3 separate regions of the Homo sapiens genome follow, and regions 2 and 3 are each linked to region 1. Evidence: read pairs that join two places in POLR2A ChIA-PET (ENCODE). Cell type or tissue: OCI-LY7. All regions are shown on one strand. Each heading gives the region's core, and the rest is flanking DNA. Links, peaks and the distances in the headings are about the cores only.

Region 1 (8,182 bases), core at 1,141-6,140:
GCAGACACCATGTTTACTCATCTCTATTCCCAACACATACCTCAGTGTATGACACCTGTTAGTGTTCTTTGTACCACTGTTTGAATGAATGGCAAGAGGGAGGGAGGGAAGAGGAGTAGGGAAAAAAGGTAGGCTGGTTTCCTGACAAAACTGTGAGGGTCCCAAACCCTGTGAGACTTGGTCAAACTTTGTGTGAAGTAGACAGATTCAAGATTACTAGTCCTGCCAGACTCTAGAAACCCAAGCATCTGGAACCAAAGAGGAACATATTTTGTTTCTAAGACATTACTCAACCACATACCTGATATGGGTGACACTGCCCATCTCCAGTCTCTGAACTGCAAGACAAAATACAGGACTTTTGAGACAGAAATGACACATTTTGAATTTTCCAAAGGCACGTCAATTTTTTCTTTTTCTTCAACTGTCTTAGATAATAACAAAGCTGTGTTTGGAAAGATGAAAATGAAGGATGTTTCTGGTTTGTTTCCAGCCTTAAGTCTTTCCCAGGACCTGTCCTTTTAGAGCTCAAACGACTTCGTACCACCACACTGTCTTCTTTCCCACTTAATTTTCCAGACATCCTGCAGGCTGCCTGCCCACTCCATCCTGCCTTAACTTGCTTTTCTACTCAAAGGAACCCCCTGAAGGGACTCCTGTGCTCATTATTTAAACAGCTGGAAAATTGCTTTGCCTTTTCTCTGCCTACATGTGGCATTCAGGACTTGCAGGATATGCTTTATCATTGAGTCTTGCACTGACTCAGGCAATTTCCAGGAAATATTTAACATTTCCTGAATGCAGTCAAGTTCAAGGAACTGTCTAGAACCACTCAGGCTGAACTTGCACAGTCTATATCTAAAGCCACCAGCATTAGTGATCTCAGTATGAGGGAGATCTATACATAAATGTCAGCATCCACATACAAGATAAAGGAAGGGAAAAAAAAAGAAAGAAAGTGAACAGGGAGGGAAGGAGGAAAAACAATCTTAAAAGAAAGACACAAACACTGTAGTTGAAGACATGGCAAAAGATGCTATGTCTTATTTGAATCAACAAAGTGATAGATTCTTAGGGACTACCTTCTCTATAGGCCCCTTTAACATGCTGGTTTAAATACACTACGGATTCACACAAACTAGCTGCCTATATGCCTGGAACACTTGTTTTTCTGTCAGTGATCAAATACTTATTGAATTTACCATTGGCTTCAATACTCCGGGCTTCTGAGATTTTTGTAATACATCAGCAGCATCAGACATGAGCTTCATTAGTTACTCCAGCAATCTTAGCATTTCTCATCCAAACCTTCCTACCACCTTCCAGACATCCTGAAAGCTGCCTACCCACTCCAACCTGCCTTAACTTGCTTTCCCAGGGGCCTCTTATTCTAGCAGTACCTCTACCATTACAGTTTCTGAATTTATAGCTTTATGATTGGAAACCCTCTTGAATAACTCTATATATTTTAGAACCAATTAAGAAATATAAGTATTTCCTTACCTGGGGTTTACTTTTGCTGTTTTCTGTCTCCTTGGCTGCATTCCAAAACTACTACCAACCTAACCCAAGGACATCTTTCTAAATGCTGTCACTCACTTTCTGATTTTAATATTATCATTATTATTATTTACTTCATTTGTCAGTAACTTATTTGAATTTCCTCTAACCCAGAGGTTCTTAGCCACAGTGTTGAAAAGTCATTTATATGGATCAGTGCTATTGGTGGCAAGTTCCCAAAACCCAGTTCAAACTGAATTAAACAATAAAGAGAAGGTACTGTGCATCTGACAAAGGACTAATATTCAGAATCTACAAGGAACTCGAACAAATCAGCAAAATACATATCTTTATTTATTGGTAGATTTTATACCAATAATGTCCCTTGCCCACTTGTCAAGTACTGGAACAAATAATCCCATCCACAAGTGGGTAAAGGACATGAATAGGCAATTCTCAAAATAAGATATACAAATGGCCAATAAACATGAAAAAACGCTCAATATCACTAATTATCAGAGAAATGAAAATTAAAAGCACAATGTGATATCACCTTACTCCTGCAAGAATGGCCATAATTTAAAAATAAAAAAATAATAGATGTTGGCTTGGATGTGGTAAAAAGGGAACACTTTTACACTGCTGGTGGGAATGTGAACTAGTACAACCACTATGGAAAAGAGTATGGAGATTCCTTAAAGAACTAAAAGTAGAACTACCATTCAATCCAGCAATCCCACTACTGAGTATCTACCCAAAGGAAAAGAAGTCATTATATGAAAAAGATACTTGAACATGCATGTTTATAGCAGCAAAATTTGCAACTGCAAAAATTTGGAATCTGCCTAAATGCCCATCAACCAATGAGTGGATAAAGAAAATGTGGTGTATACATATACTATGGAATACTACTCAGCCATAAAAAGGAATGAAATAATGTCATTTTCAGCAACCTGGATGAAGTTGGAGACCATTATTCTAAGTAAAGTAACTCAGGAATGGCAAACCAAATATCATATGTTCTCACCTATAAATGGGAGCTAAGCTATGAGGATGCAAAGACATAAGAATGATATAATGAACTTTGGGGACTTGGCAGGGGAAGGATGGGAGGGGGTTGAGGGATAAAAGACAACGCATTGGGTACAGTGTACACGGTTCAGGTGACACGTGCACCAAAATCTCAGAAATCACCACTAAAGAACTTATCCATGTAACCCAAAACACCTATTCCCCAAAACCTATTGAAATAATTTTTTTAAATAAGAATAATAGAGAATTATTAGCTCCTATAACTAAAATACACCAATAAATATAGGTTTGTGTGTGTTATATGGACTTTAGATACAGTTTTGTTTGGCTCTAGCTCCTTTGATCTGCAATTCTCTTTGTTCTGCTACTTTGTCTCATGCTGACTTCACACATGGTAGCAAAATGGCAGCAGCACTTCTAGGTTTCACATCCACACTGTACCACATCTAGGAGAAAGATCTTCTCTTCCCCACAGACCTCTTCTCAACCAACAGTCAAACCACAGTCCTGGTTTTCCCTCCAGGAAATCATAGGTCAAATGCCTTCCCCTGAATCTAAAAGAATGGACAACTGGTTTGCTTAAGTTCATCAACGCCTACTCCTAGAGCCAGGAATGGGTCACTATCACCCTTACCCCATGACTGCTACTCATTGGGGAAGGTGGGAAATAGAGACAGGGAGTTCAGCCACAACATGTGCAACAGGGGAACATAGGGAAAGAGGAGGATTTGTAGTTCCTGAGCTCAGAACTATATACAATCTGCAGAGTATTTAATCAGTGAGTGCCACAGTCCAGAAGTGTCCATATTAGTAATGCAAGTGGGTTGAACATATGAAATATTATCTATCAGGTATGACTCAAAAGATGGAGAACCTCTGCTCTAAGGCATAAGCTACTCAAACCAGGAAGTGTGTTATCTTTGTTGCTGTGGCATGTGGTGAACGTGAACTGAATTTACTTCCAGTCTCCTGGACCACCTGACTGTCCCCTCTATTCTTCCTCTTTCTGTTAATATCCTGATGTTTACCCTCCTCTTTCCTACACCTGGTTTTCATCTCCTTAAAGTCTGGAATAAGGGAAAGGCAAGATCACCACCCCTTTTCTGGAGAATATAATTTTTAGAAAAAAAGACCACGAAAGCTTGAACATGTGATCAAGTGAAGTAACTTAATAGAGTCGAATAGGGAATGATATGTTTCCTGTGTGAACATCAAGAAAAGGCATCCATCCATGGACTTAAATGTCATTTGCCTGTGGAGAAATGTGGGGCAGACCTAGAGCTGCATAAGGCTTTGGTGCCGTTGTATTTCATAAAGTAAAGAGCTTTATTTAGACTGAGCACGTGTCATTTGTCACATGAAGAGGTGAGACTCTGGCCCACTATTATAGGATATGCATTTCCTTTATTATTCACTGAGAGATGACGAGTCAACGCTGAGCTGCAGATGCTCTTTCTCAATCCGCCTTGAGACAGGCACTTGCAAGAGATCTGTTTGTATAGTCTAGGGTATAATCTCTGGTCATGGATCAGGATTTCTTCTACTCAAAGGAAACTGACCTAAACTGGACTGGGTTAAGATGTTTAGAAACCATAAGCATTGACAGTTGATGGTGCTCTCCTCTCTGTAATTGAAAACAATGCTTACCTGTAAAACACAAAATGTATGTGCATACAGAAATGAAAGTAATTTCACTCTGGCTTTACAGGTGGCAAATTTCTGAATATGTTTAATTAACTGAATTATTCTCTCCTCTCCCTCCCTGCATCTCTCTTTAGAGCCCCTGTTTTGCTGGTGGGACTTTAAGTGCATACCTGTTCTGTATTATTAATAATTCAGCCCCAGGTTTGTAAGGCAATAAGCTGCTTTGTCCAGTGAGCTTCGCTATTCCAACCTGCTGATTGAACTTATTTGCCATTAAAAAAAAAAAAAAAAAAAAAAAACAGAAAGCCTTAGGGTAACTTGGTGCTAGCAAAACCAACGTTGAGGTCAACTAAAGAATCCAGCCTCCCAGATATTGAAAGCTCCAGCTGCTGCAATGACCACAGGATGAGAGAATTACCTTTCTTTGACCAGGAAATGTAAGAGCTACTTAAGAGTTCGTTTCCCTCAGCCCCCCTGATGGGCAGTACTCCTATACCGTGTTCTGATCTAAAGCCAATTCTTCCTCTTATGTGCACTTGACCCAATTCCCTTTAGCCAATCAAAGACAACACTTCAGCATTCTGCCTCCTTCTCCTACATTATCAGAACTTTCCCCTCTTTCCCGGATCATTCTTATCAGCAAATAAGCATGATGCTATTTCTCCTATCTTAAATAACAATAATAAAAAGCTCCACATCCTCCACAGCTACTCCCCATTTCACTGCTCTCCTTCACAATACTAAGAGCTGCACTCAGAGACTCCAGTTCCTCCCCTCCCATGATATCTTCAGCCCAGTCCAGCCAGATTTCCCCCACTCCCCCTCCCCAGCAAAAATGCTCTGGTAAGGGTCACCTGTGCCTCCAGATTACTAAACTCAATGGTCACTTCTCACTTTGACTTCGATTCGTAGGACAGCATTCCCTCTTGGTTTTCCTCCTCCCTCCCTCACTCTCCTCCCAGTCTCCTTTGCTGTTCCTCCTCTTCTCCCCTGCAAAGCTGGAGTGCCCCAGCAGCTCCATCAGTCTTCATTTTACTCCACTGGTGACCTCATTCATCTCATGAATTTAATCCTATGTTGACAACTGCAAGGATTCTATCTCCAGCCCAGACCTCTCTCCTGGACCCCAGACTCATAACCAATGGCAAACCTAACACCTCCACTTGAATGTCTAATAAATGTTTTAAAACTCAGTATATCCAGATGAACTCTTATTTTTTTCCCTCCCCTCATTCCCATCCTTATGAAACCTGTTATACCTTTACCTTAGTCCTTGCCATCTCAGCGAATGGAACCCGAAACTTCTCTTTTGCTCAAGACTCTAACCAATCTATCAGCATATCCATATCTTGAAAACAGAGCCAGAGTCCAGCCTCTCCAGTAATTACTACCTGATGCAGACCTCACCAGGATTACAGGCCAACCTGCTTCCACTCTTGCCCCTGTAGCCTGTTCTCAACACAACAGCCACGCCAATCTACATAAAACATGAGCAGATCATGGAACTCCAATGACTCACTCAGGGTAAAAGCCAAGGTCCACATAATTTGACTCTCATTACTCTCTGACTCCTCTCCTTCTGTGTTCCCCTCTTTCATTACCCTGCAGCCACCCTGACCTTCTTGCTCCCCCTCAAGCAGACCAGGCATGTTCCTACCTTGAGGCCTTTGCACTGGATATCCTTTGGCCTGGATTATTGCCTTTGGCTGGAATATTCCCCTTGCCTGGAATATTCCCCAGATATCTGCATGACAACCCTTACCTGCTGCAAATCTTCGCTTAAATGTCAGCTTCTCAATGAATCCTACCTGAGAACCCCACTTAAAACTGAAATCTGCTCTCCCTCCACCACTGGTGATCTTTATCCTGTTCTATTTTTTCCAAAGCATTTACCACTTTCTAACTTATTATATAATTACTAATTCGTAATACGTGTTGCTTATTGTCAGTCTCCCAGCAGCCTCTAGAATGTAAGCCCTTGTGGGTTTTTTTTTTTTTCTTTTGGTCTGTTTTATTCACTTTATACCCCAGGCGCCTAATGCGGTGCCTGGTAATTCCTAGGTGCTCAATAAATACTAACTTATTTCTGTGCTATAATAAACTGTTTTCACTTTATAAACCGTGAGTATTTTCTATGATGATTACTTTTATATTTGATTCTACCTACATCCCATAATACATGTATATGTGACATACATAAGACACATGACTTTGTCACTATAATAAGATCCATGCCACTGCCATGGAATTCATATGTATAGATCATAAGATCCATATACAAAAGAGGCATGACTATGTCACTAATATGTGAATAAAAAGATCCATATTTACTCTTCAACTGGAAAGAACTTTCAAACCCTGTCTCTCTAGACTCCCCATAACATCATTCCCATATTAGAGCACTGCAGGAAAATTCACAAGGGATAATGGGAATCAGAACCACACAGTAATCTGGCATCTCTACAAATCTAGAATTTCCAGGCCAGGCATTTTTGCAGTGGTATCGTCATTAAGAGTGTGGGTTCTGGAGTCAGGCTGCCTGATTTTTTATCTTGGAACCAGGATTGACTAGACCTCCATTTTGTCACCTATGACACTGGCCTTATTATCTTAATCATTTTTGTTGTGTTGTTATTATTCCCAAAATAGTTGAATAAGAGGCATGGTAGGGAAAGTAACAGCACCCAAAGGAAGTCTACATCCTATTCCTGGAATCTATGAATATGTTACTTGACATGTCAAAAGGAGTCTTTGCAGATGTGATTGAAGTCACAGTCCTTGAGATGGGAAGATGATCCTGGATTATCGGATTGAGCCCAGTGTAATCACCTAAGCCCTTGCAGGCAGAAGAGGCAGAAGAGTCAGTCAGAAGAGGCAGGAAAGACACGAAGCATGAGAGGGACTCGGCCTACTATTGCTGGCTTTGGAAATGAAGGGGCAATGAGCCAAGGAATACGGGAAGCCCCAGAAAGTGAAGAACAACCCTGACCAGAAAACTAGCAAGAAAACAAGACCAAAGCCTCATATACACATGCAACTGAACTCTGCCAGCAACCTGAATGATCCTGAAAGTAGATTCCCCCTAGACCTTGGGGAGACTGAAGACATGGCTAAGGTAAAGGTATAACAGGTTTCATAGGGATGGGAATGAGGGGAGGGAAAAAAATAAGAGTTCATCTAGATATGTTGAGGTTTGGCTGTGCACCCAAATCTCATCTTGAATTGTAGCTCCCATAATTCCCACGTGTTTTGGGAGGCACCTGGTAGGAGATAATTGAATCATGGGGGCCATTTCCCCCATACTGTTCTCATGGTAGTGAATAAGTCTCACAAGATCTGATGGTTTTATAAGGGGTTCCCCCTTTTGCTTGGCTCTCATTCTGTCTTGCCTGTGGCCATGTAAGACATGTCTTTACTTTCCGCCATGATGGTGAGGCCTCCCCAGGCAGGTGGAACTGTGAGTCCATTAAACCTTTTTCTTTATAAATTACCCAGTCTCAGGTATATCTTTATTAGCAGCATGAGAACAGACTAATACAGCCTACATCTTGATTTTGACCTGTGCACCTCAGAGCAGAGAAAGCAGCCCAGCCTCCTGGACTTCTGGTCTACAGCACTGTGAGATAATAAAATGGGTGTATGCTGATGATGAGGAAAATGAAGGGCTACCAAGTAGCTTTCTATTGTTTATATACCTCACATATTCCTGCAGAAAGGCTTTCAGAAAGTGGGGTGTTGTAAATGGGAACCAACATGTTGACCAGTTCACAAACCCATCAGGAGCATGTCAGTTTCCCCACATCCTCACATAGGTATGGTCAGACTTTTAAAACATTTCCCTGTCTGATATGTCCAAAATTGTTCATTTAATTATACTTTCCTAATTACTAGTTAGGTTGACCATTTTTTCATATCTTTACTGGTCACTTTCCCACTATTGGAAATTGTTTATATCTTTTCTCCATTTTTTTAAATTGGAAGTTTTGTCTTTTCTGGTTCATTTGCA
Region 2 (8,182 bases), core at 1,398-6,397, 220 kb before region 1:
CTCAGCAACAGAAAGGAATGAACTATTGATACACACAGCTCGGATGAATCTCAGAGGCATTAGGCTAAGTGAAAGAAACCAGTCTCAAAGGTTATATATTGTATAATTCCATTTATGTAACATTCTTGAAAAGACACAGGTATATTGACAGAAAACAGGAGCTTGGCTGCCATGGATCTGCTCAGGGTTAAGGGTGGAGAAAGAGTTGACTGCAAGAGAACAGCAGGGAGTTTCATGGGGTAATGGAACTGTTCTGTGTCCTGATTGTGATGGTATTTTAAGAATTTATGTCTGTGTTAAATGTCATGGAACTGTGCACCAAAAAGGTCAATTTTACTGTATGACTTTAAAAAATAAAACTTTAAACAAGATTACATAAAATAATGCATGTTTAATAGAGTCCCTGGCAGACAGTAAATTTTATCTATGAGTTCTTTCCAAGACTGTGGTATAGAGTATATCTCCATGCATCTAATTTAATAGAGCCAACTGGTAGAGTTCAATACAGTGTGCCCAGGCGAAACATAAAATAAAAGAAAATACTATAAACCATGTAAATAGTGCAGTGATTCTACCTGACCACCTCCTCAATACATATGTGCTTGGAGTGCAGGAGAGATGGGAAAAGTGAATCTGATCTTCCACATTTGGTGCCAGTTCCCGCATGCTCCTCTCATGGTATGGACATCTCTCTGCACTGAATGTGCTACTAGTGTTTCAAGATAAGAACATTTCCTAAAATATGGCCTCCAAATGCACGCCAACTATTTATTCTGGTAGTAATCCAAAGAAACAGGAATATGTCTAGACAGTGGGAAAAAACTGGCTGCGTTGGGTTTATTGGCATTCAATTTGATGTCTTCCTAAAAGATTATAAAAGGTAATTTTGGCTATATGCAACTCTTGCCGTACACACTTATATGATTTAAAATCAGCTCTGTTGCTCAGAGATGAGAAAACTAACTGATATTTAATGCAGGTTGTCATATACATATGCTTGATTGGCTGTTTGGAATTGCTAATAGTCCTTATGCAATGCTCCTAGAAAATGTACCAGCCATTATGACAGCTCAAGGACAGGTAGACCGCAGAGACACTCGGACCCAATGACAAATACAGGTTGACTTCCACACCTCCCATAGTTTCAGGTTAATGAAGGTAAATAGTCTAGTCTGTTATCCTACCCCCAAATGAATGAGTCTTGACCTAAAAGAACTCTTTGGCAGTGGTATTTAAAAGCCGAGACATACTCTTCATTGTTGAGAGTCTGTAGATTATTCATCTTTTAAAGTCAGATTTAATTTCTGTAAAAGTAAATGCAATTTTCAGTTAGATCTTATGTTAAGTTAATTCTGTTAGAGATACCAATTTTGGTAGAAAGATATTATATATATTTTTATATATAATTATATATAAAATATTATATATATATATACACATACACACACGTATATATATTAAGACATGCCTAGGAAGTGAGGAAGCTGGTTTTAGGGGTCTCCCAAAATGTTTGAGACCTGTATAGACTGGAAAATGTTAACAGGCTGGGAAATTGCTTTTTAAATGTCTTCAGCTCAGTGTTAGTCTTTCAAGTTGACTTCTTTGAAGGCAGAATATTAACACAAAAGTATGTATTCTAGCATTTATTATTTGAGTCTCATCTCTCCTGAGCTTTTGTTTTGTTAAGGTGCACAATCTTGATGTAATCTTAATTTTTGTTTGTTTGAAAAATCCAAATTGAGCAATGCATAGGCTTACAAAAGAATACAATAATTGCTAATATTTTATTGTACAACTACATTGGACTATGTTGAAGGAACTCTCCTAAGCATTTGACAAGTGTTATCTTATTTAATCCTCACATCAACTTTCTGTAAAAGCTACTATGCTATACCCATTGTACAGTAGAGGGCTGAGATCCAGAGAGGTTAAGTAACCTGCTAGTGGCCAAATGGGTGGTAGGTAAGTTGTAGAGTCAAGGCCCCTTGATAAGGTCTGCCTGACACCTGAGTGCCTGCTTCCCAGTCTCCTTGCTACGTTGCCTTCCAGGAAAGGCATGGAAAATAATCAGAATGGTAACAAAGCAATCCAAGACAGGATATGAGAACCAATCAGGATATAGGACATTACTGGGGATTCAAAATGAGTTAGGGAGAAGAGGTACCAACAGGCGAACAGCCCCTTGTTCTGATTTTCACCATTTGAAATAACGCCCAGAATAATCCGTCATTTATTATTATTATATTTTTCGAGATGGAGTCTTGCTGTGTCGCCCAGGCTGGAGAGCAGTGGTGTGATCTCAGCTCACTGCAACCTCCACCTCCCAGGTTCAAGCAATTTTCCTGTCTCAGCCTCCTGAGTAGCTGGGACTACAAGTGCGTACCACCACACCCAGCTAATTTTTTTTTTGTATTTTTAGTAGAGACCGGGTTTCACCATGTTGGCCAGGCTGGTCTTGAACTCCTGACCTCGTGATCCACCCTCCTTGTCCTCCCAAAGTGCTGGGATTTTAGGTGTGAACCATTGCGCCCAGCCCATCATTTATTATTTTACCTAAATATTTAATTTATTAATTCACTCAACAAGTGTGACTGATCCCCTATTACAAGCTGAGAGCTGAATGAGCTAGGCACACAGAGTTGAATCTACCAAGGCTTCTGATGTTTTTCCATTTTATTTTCAGTTGACATGTAATAATTATATATATTTATAGGATACAGAGTGATATTTCAGTATGTGTATACAATATATGAAGATCAAATCAGGATAATTAATGTATCAGTTACTTCAAACATTTATGATTTCTTTGTGTTGTGAACGTTCAAAATAGTCTCTTCTAACTTTTTGAAAATATACAACAAATTATTAAAGAGCTTTTAGTCTCATATGAGCTATTATTTACTTTAAAACATTTCATCATAAAGTATTATAATACATGTGTGTTTATTCTACACTCTAATAAAAAATACATACTTCAGAGTGATCAACCAGCCCTTAATTATTAGAGTGATACCCCGGAAGTGCTGCTGCAAGAGTTTCAGCTCTTTATCTCTAATCAACAATATGTTTTGTTTATTGGCATAATAGATTATTTTCTATCATGCTAATAATCAAAGCTGTTTCCATTAGTGCAATTAGGGTGTTCAAGAGGTAGATTGGCTAAAAATAGCATGGAGACATACTCCATCCTTGCATGACAGGGTATGAGAATCTTCTGACCTCAGTGGTCTTTATATCTAGTTGAATGACAGATTGTTGTGTATAAAAACTTATGAAGGCTGTAGATGTTATCTTCCACCAGGAGAGGATCAACCCTTTCCTCTGTGGGGTGGATAGACTGGGGCTGGGAGAAGCATCTTCCCCAAGCTTGTGACTGGGCTGCGTGTATCTTGGGTTTGTTCCTGTTCCCAGAATGAGGCCCTTCTTCTAAGTGAGAACATGAAGTATCGACCAGGACCCCAGCGCCTGGGAGATCCTTGACTTCTCAGTGCACACAGAATACAGAAAACTCCCATTTGCTTTTCAGAAGTTTTCTGATTTTTAATCTCCTATTCCATGCAGCTTCAGAATTCTGCAAATTTCTTAAAGGGAAACCAGCTGTGTGTTTGAGGCTCCTCAAGTCTCCAGTGAATTCCAGCCTCACATAAATGCAAAAACCTCTGCTTTCCCATCCCAACAGTGGCCCTCTGTTGGGCCAAGCAAGATGCTTAGCTCTGGCCATACCCGGAACTGGCCAAAGCTGACAGGGAACAGGCAGCTGCAAACAAGTCACCTCACCACTGCCCCCAGGCCCCATGAACCAGAGTTCCTCCCCAGCAGTCAGCGTCTTCGTAGAACCATGAACTGGAGGAAAGTTCTGCTCTGCTTTTCTAAGATTTTTAAACTTAGTTTCTAAGTCTCCCACTGGGCTCAGCTTCAGGATTGAGCAAATGTCTTCAAGAAGTAACTAGCTGTGTGTTAAGGCCATTGAAATCACCAGTTGGGTCACCTCCTTACTGCATACCTGCTCCAGTCTCTGCTGTTTTCTCCTTCCCTCGCAACAGCGGCCCTTTGCTGGAGCCAAGAAAGGCTTCTCAGCCTCATAGCCACACCTAGAACTAGGCAAATACCCCCTAGGAAAAGCTGCAAAAGATCCCTTCCTCACCCCTCTGGGATTTTCCCGTCTGGAATTTTAGCCCATCTAGTCCTCATTGCTTTTGCAGCTCTCTGATGCCTTGAAACAGATGTGTTTTTTGAATTTGATCTAGCTTTTTTTTCAGTTGTGTTCCCGTGGGAGTGTTAAGCTGCCATAAACCACTCTATTCTAAGTGGAAAGCCCCATCTGCACTTTTGAAATGGCAGCCAATGCAGGACCCAGGTTGCTGGTGGGAAGGACTCTTCTGCATGATGCCAGCCATAGTGTTGAATCCATCTTGCCCCCAGAATAGTATCCATTTTGTGTCCAATGAAACTAAAAGGATAGAATTGGGACTCAAGAAGATTGCCAAACAGGTTCTAGACTGTTTGGTGTCTGCTTTCTAAAAAAAAAAAAAAAAAAAAAAAAAATGTGTGAAAGATCTGGGTTTGAGAATTTTCCTTTTTTTTCTTTTCATTTTTTTGAGACAGAGTTTTGCTCTGTCGCCCAGGCTGGAGTGCAGTGGCACAATCTCAGCTCACTGCAACCTCTGCCTCCCAGGTTCAGGCAATTCTCCTGTCTCAGCCTCCCAAGTATCTGGGATTACAGGTGCATGCTGCATGCCTGGCTAATTTTTTGTACTTTTAGTAGAGTTGGGATTTTGCCATGTTGGCCAGGCTGGTCTTGAACTCCTGACTCAGGTAATCCACCCCCCTCAGCATCTCAAAGTGCTGGGATTACAAGCATCAGCCACTGTGCCCGGCTAAGAGTTACTTTCATTATAACCTGGTAGGAAAGTTGCAGGGGAGGAGATCCTAAACTGTAAACTACCTCTAAATTTTTGAAGGTTACTAGTTCTTAAAAAAAAGAAGCTAATAATTGGGAATGACCAAACTGGCTTAGATCCATTCTCAACATAGTTCAATTTATTTCGTTTTGACTGACATCACTTCTTCAGTAATAAGTGCTACAAATAAACCAGTGTGTAAAGCATTATTTCCTGTTCCTTTTGCTCTAAAAATAACTAACTTTCCACTGAACAACTTCATTTACCCGGTCCATGAGGTCCATAAGTATGTCAATATATTTGTTTTTCACCTCTGGGTCCCCTCAATTGTTTCAAAAATATCAATTCTATGTCTTCTCAGTCTTCGTATTTTCTCACTTGAGTGCTTATTTTCCCATTTGTATATTTACCAAAATCCCTAATTCTAATTTTAAATGATCTTTCCCAGAGACTTTTCTTCTCCAGCTCTGTATTCCTTTGTTTATTCAAAGATTTACTAAGTATTGCTTTATTATATCCAGACTTACATACTGTACATAGCCACATCTCAATTTTGTAGCTGAGGAAGGCAATATTTGATTTCATATACCTGAAGGTAATTGATATTTGATTGTAGAACTACCCTTTTATTCCAAAACAGAGAATCGAAAGTACTCTATACCTTGTCTGTCAATTTCTCACCAAACCTTAGCATACTGTCTTACACATACTAGGCATTTAGCAGCTATGTTAATGTATTAATCAATGAAAAATATATTAAATTCATTCAGGACGTAAAGGAGTAAGTAAAAGCGCACACATGATATGTAGTATCTCCCATGTTCTTCTCTTGAATCTCATCTAAAATAAAAGCCCATGTTATAGACTCAGAGACCTGTTTGGTGCTTCAGGCCAAAAGAAGCAATAAAAACTTTGTTTAAAAAAATCCATCTTTGCTTCTGAAAGAACAGAAGAGTGAGGATAGAAGTCTTATCAAAAGAGAGAGCTTCCCAAACCATTCTTGAAAGGACATAGAAAACAGGTACAGGGGAAGGTTTACATTCAAAGAAGGAATGATAAAGGTGTGAAAAGGCAAGAATATAGAGGTGTCGAAAAGTACACTTAGATTAAAGAAGACAGTACGCTGTGTTGACTTTCTAGGTAGAAACTACAAGGAAAGGTGATAGTGAGGAACCCTGGAGCAAGACAGGAAGAAGGAAGCTTATTTCACTAACTTCTCTTTCAGACCCTAAGGCATCACCTACACTGAAGTCTGCACATTACCAGCACTCTGAGCACTGTGCTGGGAGGGTGAGTTAAGAGAGAGAAAAAGTGTTTGTGCATCTTGATATTTATGAAGATCTATTGGAGACCATCCATGTGCTGAAGCCACCATTTGTTTTGCTTGTGGAGGTTTTCTCTTATTTGGTTCTTTTAGAATAGGAAGAAAAACCAGAAAGAAATGATTTCTAGAAACCATTTCTCTCAACAAAACACATGTTTCTGACCTCATCTTCACTCGCCTTCTCTGGGGAGGACTTCTGCCCAAGTTGATATGATGATAACACATATTAGGAACACATTTAACGTAACAATGGTGTGCACAACACACTTGAGCATTTATCCAGGAGGATATGTGATACTGGCAAATTGAAGGCTGGTTCCAATTTGTTTGTGGATAGACACAGAATACTAAGTCCAATGCAAAAGTGCAGAGTAAACGTTTGATAAATACAGTCAAATGAATAAACCAATGAATGAACACAAAACAAGTTGAACCATACATATGTAGAGAAAACACCATAGAAAGAGTCGTCTAAGTTCTCTGCTTGGTCATAGATTTATCGCATCACCAACAATTTATTGCATCAACAAATGAAACAGTAAAATGAATCCAAACTTGTTTAGTACATCTAAAAAAATTGCTGGCAGATAAAGGTATCTCAAATTCAAAAAAAAAAGGAGACAGAAGTTTTATGTCTTACATATGCAGGTCATGATTAAAAAATAAGAAAACAGGCTGGGCACAATAGCTCATGCCTGTAATCCCAACACTTTGAGAGGCTAAAGTGGGAGGATCACATGAGCCCAGGAGTTTGAGACCAACCTGGGCAACATAGTGAAACCCCATTTCTATTAATTTTTTTAAAAAAGATGAGAAAGCAAAACAAAAACATTGCTTCATCCAATTAGAACATATAGTGAAAAACAAAAGGATGTCAGGCCTAAGCTTGGATTCTTGCTCCATCTCTTCTGTTTGCTTCAGGAATGTTACTTAACTCCCTCGAGCCTTTTTCCTTGTCTTTGAAATGTGCTACCCATACTTATTTGGAAGTGTATTAACCTAGTACATATACTAAGTAAGCTCATGAAGGTAAAGGCCTTGTGGGTTCTTTTCACTTGATAGGAATTTTCTATTTAGATTCCTCTTTCTTCTTGGAGTATGTTCACTAACATACCCTTTGCTGCTGACTACAAAGTAATGTGCTCATGCCATTTTCCAAGAGAAAGGAGAATTTATTAGGTTGATCAGAGAAGCATGCAGTAAGAATATAACAAGTATGCTGATGCCAAGAACAGATTTCTTCTTATCTGGTTACTGTTCTTGTTTTCCTTGGACATTTCATCTCCAAATCCACTTCATGCCCACATAGAACAGTCTTCCGGAACATAGATGGATGAAGGGACCCAATAAAGGTTTGCTCTTTTTTGGTTAGGTCACTTCTTTCCCCTCTAGAAATTTATCTCAGGCTCACTGTGTGTAGTCCCTATACATATGCTTTTATTGTTCATATCCAGAATGCAGAAATTCCCATGCTGATAGGTGGGTTCAGACAGCCATGTCTATCAACTCATCATTTTCTTGGAGCAGTCAGTCTTGGATGGCTTTAAAATAAGGCTGAGAGATCAATCATAAGACCACGAAGAACAGTCACGGTTTTCTTTTGGCAAGAGCAGCAGTTCCCAAACTTTGGTCATTTTAATATGATGGCCATGATTTTTGTCACATTGACACACCAACTCATCTTTATGTTTTTATCATAGTTGCTTAATACTTCCTTAATATTCTTTTAAGTCACCTCCTCTTTTTACCCAAAATTATTTAAAATGAAAGTTTATATTATTATTTTCAATGTTAAAAAATCACCATAAAAAGAAAATTTTAAAAAGTATAAATTCTAACTAGAAGGTTGTCTAAGATTCTGAGCTTCTGACCTGCTTTTTTTAAAGATGGAGTTTATGAAGTGTAAAAGATATGTGTTAAAGATTTGTAGCTCCTAACTTAGACTTTCTGCTTGATG
Region 3 (8,182 bases), core at 1,398-6,397, 140 kb after region 1:
GGCTGAGGTGGGCGGATCACAAGGTCAGGAGATCGAGACCATCCTGGCTAACACGGTGAAACCCCGTCTCTACTAAACATACAGAACAATTAGCCGGGCGTGGTGGCGGGTGCCTGTAGTCCCAGCTACACGGGAGGCTGAGGCAGGAGAATGGCGTGAACCTGGGAGCAGAGATTGCAGTGAGCCGAGATCATGTCACTGCATTCCAGCTGGGGGTACAGAGCAAGACTCTGTCTCAAAAAAAAATGATAATAATAAACAAACAAACAAAACAAAACAAATATATTTATATATATTTATATATACTTTTATATATTTTTATATATTTTTTTATATTTTTATATATTTATATATTCTTTTTTATATATTTATATATTTTTTATATATTTATATATTTATATATTTTTATATATTTTATATATATTTATATATTTATATATTATATATATTTATATATTTGTATAGATTTATATATATTTATATATTTATATATATTTATATATTTTTATATTTATATATTTTTATATATTTATATATTTATATATTTTTGTATATTTATATATTTATATATTTATATATTTATATATTTTTGTATATTTATATATTTATATATATTTATATATTTATATATTTTTATATTTTTATATATTTATGTATATTTTTATATATATTTCTATATTTATGTATATTTTTATATATTTATATATATTATATATTCATATATTTTATATATATTTATATGTATATTTATATATATTTATATATTTATATATTTATATATTTTTTATATTTTTTATATATTTATATATTTTATATATATTTATATATTTTTATATTTTTAATATATTTTTATGTATATTTCTATCCTATATATTTTTTAATATATATATTTATATATATTTCTATCATATATATATATTTCTTCCCTGTCTTCTGTATTTCTGCCATCATCACAAAATTTTGTAATATCAATACTGGCGATGGCCTTAAAAGATCTGATTCAGCTCCTTTCTTGATCATTGGCAAAACTGAGAGGAAGAGAGTTGCCCTAATCACACATCTGATTAGTAAAGATTTTTTGATCCCTATTCTATATCCTACATCTTCTAATAACAGATCGCACTGCATTCTCATGTGAAAACCCAAAACAAAACAAAACCATCCCTTTTTATCAATGGCATAAGCTTGAAATCATTGATGATGATATCTATATACACTTCTCACAAATTGCCAGTCAGTATTCCTTGCTCCAGCTATCTTATGAGTTGGGCTGATCTAGCCACACTCTCATTTAAAATTTTTGGAATATTGAATAAGTGTGAGCTCCCACAATGATTAGTGGCATTATAGTCAGATATGTGTTCAAATCTCAACTTTGCCTCTTACAGATGAAGACCTTGGGCAAGTTACTCAATTTCTCCAAGCCTCAAGTTTCTCATTTTAAAAATTGAAATAGTGATAGGAACTTCCTCATAGGGCTGTCTGAGGAATGAATAAATGAATCAGTGAGCATAAGTGTGCATAGGACGATTCTTGGCAAATAGTTAAGTAACTGACATATTAGTTCTTTTGTTATGTTTGATTCAAATCCCAAGATTTGGTGACTGCCTGGATCAGAAAGGTGGAGAGAAAAGGAAGTGCCACAGATGAGGTCGAGGTTTCAAGGCTAGGTTACTAGACGTTTCTAGTACTCCCCAAAACTGACCTCCCCTAGCTCAACATAAGGAACATGACATTTCCTAACCCCCTTTCAATTAGGCTGGGACTGGGATAAGACCAGTGAGATCTCTAAGGTGAAAAATACAAGGAGCCACTGGCTTTTACACAGAGCCACACAGGGACCAACCCTATACCTGCATGATCCCAAGAGCAAGAGCCTCCTAAGACTATATTCTGGGTACCTCACACCTCACTCCTCACTCTAGTCACAGGATAGGTAAGCCCATGTGACAAGGTCTGGCCAGTGAGCTGCAATAGCAAGTCGCTCTTAAGAGCCAGCACTCAATTCTCCATGCTCTCTTGCCCTGCCACAGCAGCTGAGGAGGTTGCCTGTTCTCAATGGTGGCATTCTATGGCTATGTGAGACAGGTCCCCTGCCTACCATTGAAAATAATGGCAAAACCGCAGTTACTTTTGCACCAACCTAATACATGGCTGTGGAGCATGATCAAGAAATAAAATTCTGTTGTATAGGGCCACTGAGATCTGTTTGCTGCTGCAGCAAAACCTAGCCTATTTATTATTACCAGTATTATATTTGTTATCGCTATTATTAGCATATCCCAAGTCAAAATTAATCAGTGACTTTTGTTGCTTTCGCTAGGAGTATTGAGCTTGCAGGACTGTGTGGGTTAAGCTGTATCCTACTCGCTTGTGAATAGTAATGTCCTCCCTGACAACCTTTGTGAGCAGGGGACCTCTATATCCCCAAAGGCCTAACCTATTGTCTTGGCATATTACAGGTGTTTAATAGATGTTTGTTAATTAAATATTAGAAGACTTTGGTTTACAAGTAATAAGAAATTTTCTACAGAGCAAAAGGTATGAGCCAGCACTGAACCAAGAAAATGGCCCAGATTTTCTCCTATTTCTCCCTGTGAATCTCTTATTCTTTCAGTGCCTGCATCAGCTGGGTTGTCAAGGTTACTTCTCATCATCTTAGGAATATTATTAGATGTTGACCCATATTGTATCAAAATTAGACATAGACCTTGGTGTGTGTTTGCCTCCCCTACTGTTCTGACTGTTGTCACTCTTTTCTGATCTGTTTCCCCCACTATACTGTATTTAAATTTGTGAAGGATTTTACAGCCTGGCTATTCACCAGAATGAGACATCATTCAGCATTGTACTGACTCAGTGGGATTTCAACAGACATAGATTCAAACCCTGAATAAGTTGCAAAGTTCTTTGCTTGAGATTTAAGTGAGATTCAGTCTCTTCTTTCTAAATTTGCAGATTCTATATGGAGTTCTTATCAGCGTTCTGACCAGTTCTCTTACTTTTGTAAGCTTTCATCGTCATTGACATCATTATCTCAGCAGTTTATTTATTTTGTCCTGTGTTAGGTACTCTGCTATATGCTTCACGTTCATAATAGCACTTAAAGATTCACCACAACCCTATGAAAGAGATGCTATGGTTAGTCCTGTTTTGCGGATACATGAGAAAATTGAGCTCCAAGAGAATAAGGAACTTACCCAAGGAAACACAATACTAAATACCAGAGCTAAGATTAAGGCTAGGTTCAGTTTGACTCCAAATCCTGTTCTCTTAGCTTTCTATTATACTGATTAAGCAAGAGATAAAAGTGAAAAAAGTTTCCAAGGTGGTCCAACCCTTTCCAGTTTTATAACAAATATTTAAATAAGGATGATGATATCTAATACTCTGAGCATTTTAGTAGGGATGAGGGAAAAAGAAGAATAATTGGTGACCCAGTCTGACAGAATTTGGCTTACAAGGCTAGGTGTAGTGGCTCATGCCTATAATCACAGGGCTTTGGGAGGGCAAGCTGAGGGGATCACTTCAGGCCAGGAATTTCAGACCAGCCTAGGCAACAAGTAAGGCCCCATCTCTACAAAAGATAAAACAAAATAAATTCACCAGGCATGGTGGCATGTGCCTGTAGTCCCAGTTACTCAGGAGGGTGAGATGAGAGCATCCCTTGAGCCCAGGAGTTTGAGGCTGCAATGAGCTGTGATAGCACTACTGCACTCCAGCCTGAGCAACAGAATGAGACCTTGTCTCTTAAAAGAAAAAAAAAGAATTTGGCTTGCATAGGCTATTACTCAGAAAAAATACTCCCCAATTTCTTTACAACCTAGAGTTTTAAGAGAACTGGGCTCAGGGAGGGGATGGATATTATTGGGCAAAATTGTTTATTGGGAGAAAGTATTTTTAGTCACTTTGAAAGTGTGCATGGTAAGATTAAAAGCTACGGAAGAGAAAATATACACCAATATTATTCTTCAGGCCAGTTTGAAGCATTATACTTTGTTAAAACAACAAATTTTTCTTTCAAAAAAATGACCCTTTCAAACTGAGTTTCTTTCATTATTGAGGTTGAGAATATTATGTTTGCTGGACATTTTTATTTCCTTCTGTGTGAATTATCTATTCATAAATTTTGCCCACTTTATATTGAAATTATATGCATTAATAATTTATAATAACATTTTGCATATTTTGGAAATCAGACCTTGTGATTGTCATTATATTGTAAATATTTTCTCAAGTTTTTTGCTTATGCTTTCTTTGACTATGACATTTCCTATCTAAATATATTTTTAATTTTTATGTTAGAAGGGTAGCTTTGAGTGTGTGTGTGTGTGTGTGTGTGTGTGTGTAAAAGACAGGGAAATAATTTGGATGTCAGAAGCTGGTTTTACAAATCTATTTCATGCCAATAACAAGCAGGCAGGGAGCCACTGTATAATTTGTGAGGCAATTTGCAGAAGGCTTCCTGTTTGACTCTGGGCATCATTAAATAATAGCCATGTGCAGATTTGGCTACTTTCCATGCATGGCCTAAAAGCGGGCCTATCGGCACTCACATCAGTTTGCAATGCCTGGCTGGTCATAATAGGTGTTAATACCAGCCCATAAAACTACTGCTACTTTGTGGATTTGTTGAAATGTCAAGTGATTTGCTGCTGAGAAAAAGAATGACAGAGAAGAAAGAAAGAAAGCTGGAAAGAAGGTAGAAAGGAAAAATGAAGAGAAAAGGAAAGAAAAAAATAAAAGGAAAAGGAAGGAAAAGGGACAAGTAAAAAGATAAAGAAGTAGGTAAGAAAGTAATTGAAAGACAAAGGAAAGGTGAGGAGAAAAGGAGAAAGAATAGAAAGGAAAAAGAAATAGAGAAGCAAAATATAAATAATGATGGAAGGATGGAAGGAAGGAGATAAGGAAGAAGGAAAAAGGGAAAGAAGAAGAGAGAAAATCAAAATTTAAAACTTCAGACTAAATTCATTTCAACTATACAAAGAATCATAAATCCTAGGGATGAAAGAGAATACATAGTTCCTTTACATCTAAGGCTCTCGTTCTACAGCTCAATTCAAGGCCAGAAAGATGGAACTTGCCTGAAGCTCACACAGCAGTTTCATCACATAATGGGAACCAGATTCCAGCCAGGTCTCTTAACTTCCAGTCTAGCCTACCTTCTCTCATGCTGCAAGTTTTTTGTTTCATTGGAAACTTGCCAGTGTTTTAAATCGATTTCAAGCAATATCTAACATAAAAATATATTAGCAAAAAATAGACCTTCCCCTTGACCAGAAAATCTTACCCTATGAGATTTTAAAAAACTGTAGCACATTCCCATAACAGAATTTGACTTACAGTATACATACTTTTAAAAGATGAGCTAGCAGTTTCTTCCTTATTTTATTTTATTTTATTTTATTTTTTGATACAGAGTCTTGTTCTGTCGCTCAGGCTGAAGTGCAGTGATGCAATCTTGGCTCACTGCAACCTCTGCCTCCCAGGTTCAAGCGATTCTTGTGCCTCAGCCTCCTGAGTATCTGGGATTATAGCCACCACACCTGGCTCACTTTTTGTATCTTTACTAGGGACAGGTTTTCACCATGTTGGCTAGGCTGGTCTTGAACTCCTGACCTCAAGTGATCTGCCTGCCTCAACCTCCCAAAGTGCTGAGATTACAGGCGTGAGCCACCACACCCAGCCCTCTACTGTTTTTGTTTTGTTTTGTTTCGTTTTGTTTTTGGGACAGAGTCTCGCTCTGTTGCCCAGGCTGGAGGGCAGTAGCGGGTTCTCGGCTCACTGCAAGCTCCACCTCCCGGGTTCACGCCATTCTCCTCCCTCAGCCTCCTAAGTAGCTGGGACTACAGGCGCCCGCCACCAGGCCGGGCTAATTTTTTGTATTTTTAGTAGAGACGGGGTTTCATCATGTTAGCCAGGATGGTCTCGATCTCCTGACCTCGTGATCTGACTGCCTCGGCCTCCCAAAGTGCTGGGATTACAGGCGTGAGCCACTGCGCCCGGCCCCAGCCCTCTACTTTTTTAAAAAAGTAAAAGTTTTAACTTATAATAGAAAAAATGTATTTAAAAGGAAATTACTCAGGATAACTTAGGAAAATGCTAAAGTTTTCAGTACCTTTAATAGAGTTGCCATTGTTTTGATATTAGACACCTGAGGAACATGGTATTTTTTCCATTCCTATCTGGGGCCAGATAGTCAAAGAGAAGTAGGAGTTTGCATGTACTCGCAGTTGGCCTTTCTTTTCGGTGTTATTTAAGGTAGAGATATGACTTTTCTAAGAAGGGAAGCAGATGGTGAGTGGTTGAACATTAAAAAGAAAATATATGAATAACTGAAAAACCAGAGTATTTCTCCAAATACCCTTAACACGGAAAAGATCCTCTTTGACATGGTTGGAGTGTGCCCTCTCGGTCTTGCAGTTAGGAGGCAGGACTGAGTGAGAGCTCAGGTTTTCTCTCAGTCCCACGGTCCTATATGATCCTATAACACAGTTATAAAAAAATCCCTTTGCCCTAATTAACTAGTTATTGCTTTAATTTTTAATTATCTATTTTGCTTTGATAATGGGGACTTGCTTTATTCTATTAATTTATTTTGGATGGCACTCTGTTTCATTAGCTTAATGGTTTAGAATTAGTGCCAACGAGGCCAGAGTATTTGGTTTCATCCATTCATTCAATAAATATTGTTTGAGCTACCTACACATCAGGGACTGTTCTAGGTGTTCAGCAGACCACATAAACAACACAAATAAAAACCCTGCCGTCGGCCGGGCACAGTGGCTTACACCTGTAATCCTAACACTTTGGGAGGCCAAGGTGGGCAGATCATGAGGTCAGGAGTTTGAGACCAACCTGGCCAACATGGTGAAACCCCGTCTCTACTAAAAATACAAAACTTGGCCAGGCATGGTGGTGGACACCTGTAGTCCCAGCTACTCGGGAGGCTGAGGCAGGAGAATCGCTTGAACCCGGGAGGCAGGAGGTGCGATGCGCTGAGATCGTGCCATTGCACTCCAGCGTGGGTGACAGGGTGAGACTCTGTCTAAAAAACAAAAACAAACAAACAAAAAACCCTAGCCACATGGAGTTTATACTCTGGAAGAAGAGGGTGGAGATAGACAACAAATAAGTATAATAATATATGGTATCTGAAATGGTAATAAGTGCTACAGAGAAAAATAAAACAAGAACGGGGATAGACAGGGTGGGGCTAGAAAAGGAGCCTTAATTTTCAGTAGGATGATCAGATATTTGACCAGAAGAGTCTCTGATGAGAGAAGGCTTGAGCAAAAACCTGAAAGAGATAAGGAGTAAGGGCAGCTGAGGGATGTGTGCAAACAGAGTGACCCTGCCTGGGGAGAGGCATGTGGCTGGGAGAGGCCAGGGAGAGGACAGTGGCTGAAGCATGATGAGTGAGGAGGAGGCTCAGAGAGGCTGGGGTCCAGATCTTGTAGGGCTGGGAAGGCCGTTGTAAGGACTGTGGCTTTAAGTGTGAGTGAGGTGAAAAGGTTTTTCTTTTCTACTGGGGATGCATTTTCACATGACCCCATTGGCTGCTGGGTGGAGAAGAGCGCATTCCAGGGCAAGGGCAGGAACAGGGCCAGGACTAAAAGAGGCTGTTGCTAACCCAGGCAAGAGATGACAGTGGCTGGGGTCATGCTGCTAGCAGCCAAGCAAATATAGGATAGAGATGGATATATCTTGAAGCTAGAAATCACAGGATTGGATCAATGGCCTGGATATGAGGTGTGCGAGAACATGAGGACTCAGGATGATTCCTAGACTTTCGAAGTCCTAAGCAATTGAAAGGATAGAGTTGGAATTGCTCTAAAGTGAATAGGAGAAGGCTGCAGGAAAAACACAGTTGTTTGTTATGAGTAGGGACCAGAAGTTCAGTTTTGAATAACTTTGAGATGCCTACTAAATATCCACCTGGACATGATGAGTAGGCTGTTGCGTATGTGAGTCTGGAGTTCGGAAGAGACATCCAAGTTGCTGACATAAATTTCGGTCTTCAGTGTAGAAATTTGATTTAAAGCCATTGGGTTAAACAAACCAACCAAGGTAAGAGTATTTGCAGGTAAGAGAAGAGACCCAAGGACTTAGCCCTAAGGCACTCCAGCATTATGATGTAGGGGAGATGAGGAACCAGCAAAGGAGGCTGAATGGAAACAGA

What was found. Peaks named below come from ENCODE experiments on the same cell type or tissue, not always from the same donor. Only the 100,000 strongest peaks of a DNase experiment are listed, where the experiment ranks them.
Region 2: POLR2A ChIA-PET joins it to region 1 with 5 read pairs; 2 of 35 experiments call an interaction of 5 or more read pairs at or near these places.
Region 3: POLR2A ChIA-PET joins it to region 1 with 6 read pairs; 3 of 35 experiments call an interaction of 5 or more read pairs at or near these places.

Annotation. Positions count from the first base shown.
Region 1 is chr5:143,578,819-143,587,000 of GRCh38, reverse strand. LOC105378209 (a long non-coding RNA gene) reads right to left here. Exons shown (of 4, transcript XR_944375.1): 2 at 302-338. Among named protein-coding and RNA genes, the nearest start is that of MIR5197, 97 kb to the left of the region's middle. In OCI-LY7, for the core only: no CTCF peak of the experiment used is centred there; DNase peaks (open chromatin) are centred at 3,450 and 3,920; H3K4me3 peaks cover 817 bases; H3K27ac peaks cover 1,876 bases.
Region 2 is chr5:143,797,026-143,805,207 of GRCh38, reverse strand. No RefSeq gene overlaps it. Among named protein-coding and RNA genes, the nearest start is that of HMHB1, 11 kb to the left of the region's middle. RefSeq lists an enhancer at 3,835-3,894. In OCI-LY7, for the core only: no CTCF peak of the experiment used is centred there; no DNase peak of the experiment used is centred there.
Region 3 is chr5:143,437,271-143,445,452 of GRCh38, reverse strand. No RefSeq gene overlaps it. Among named protein-coding and RNA genes, the nearest start is that of NR3C1, 38 kb to the right of the region's middle. In OCI-LY7, for the core only: no CTCF peak of the experiment used is centred there; a DNase peak (open chromatin) is centred at 4,502.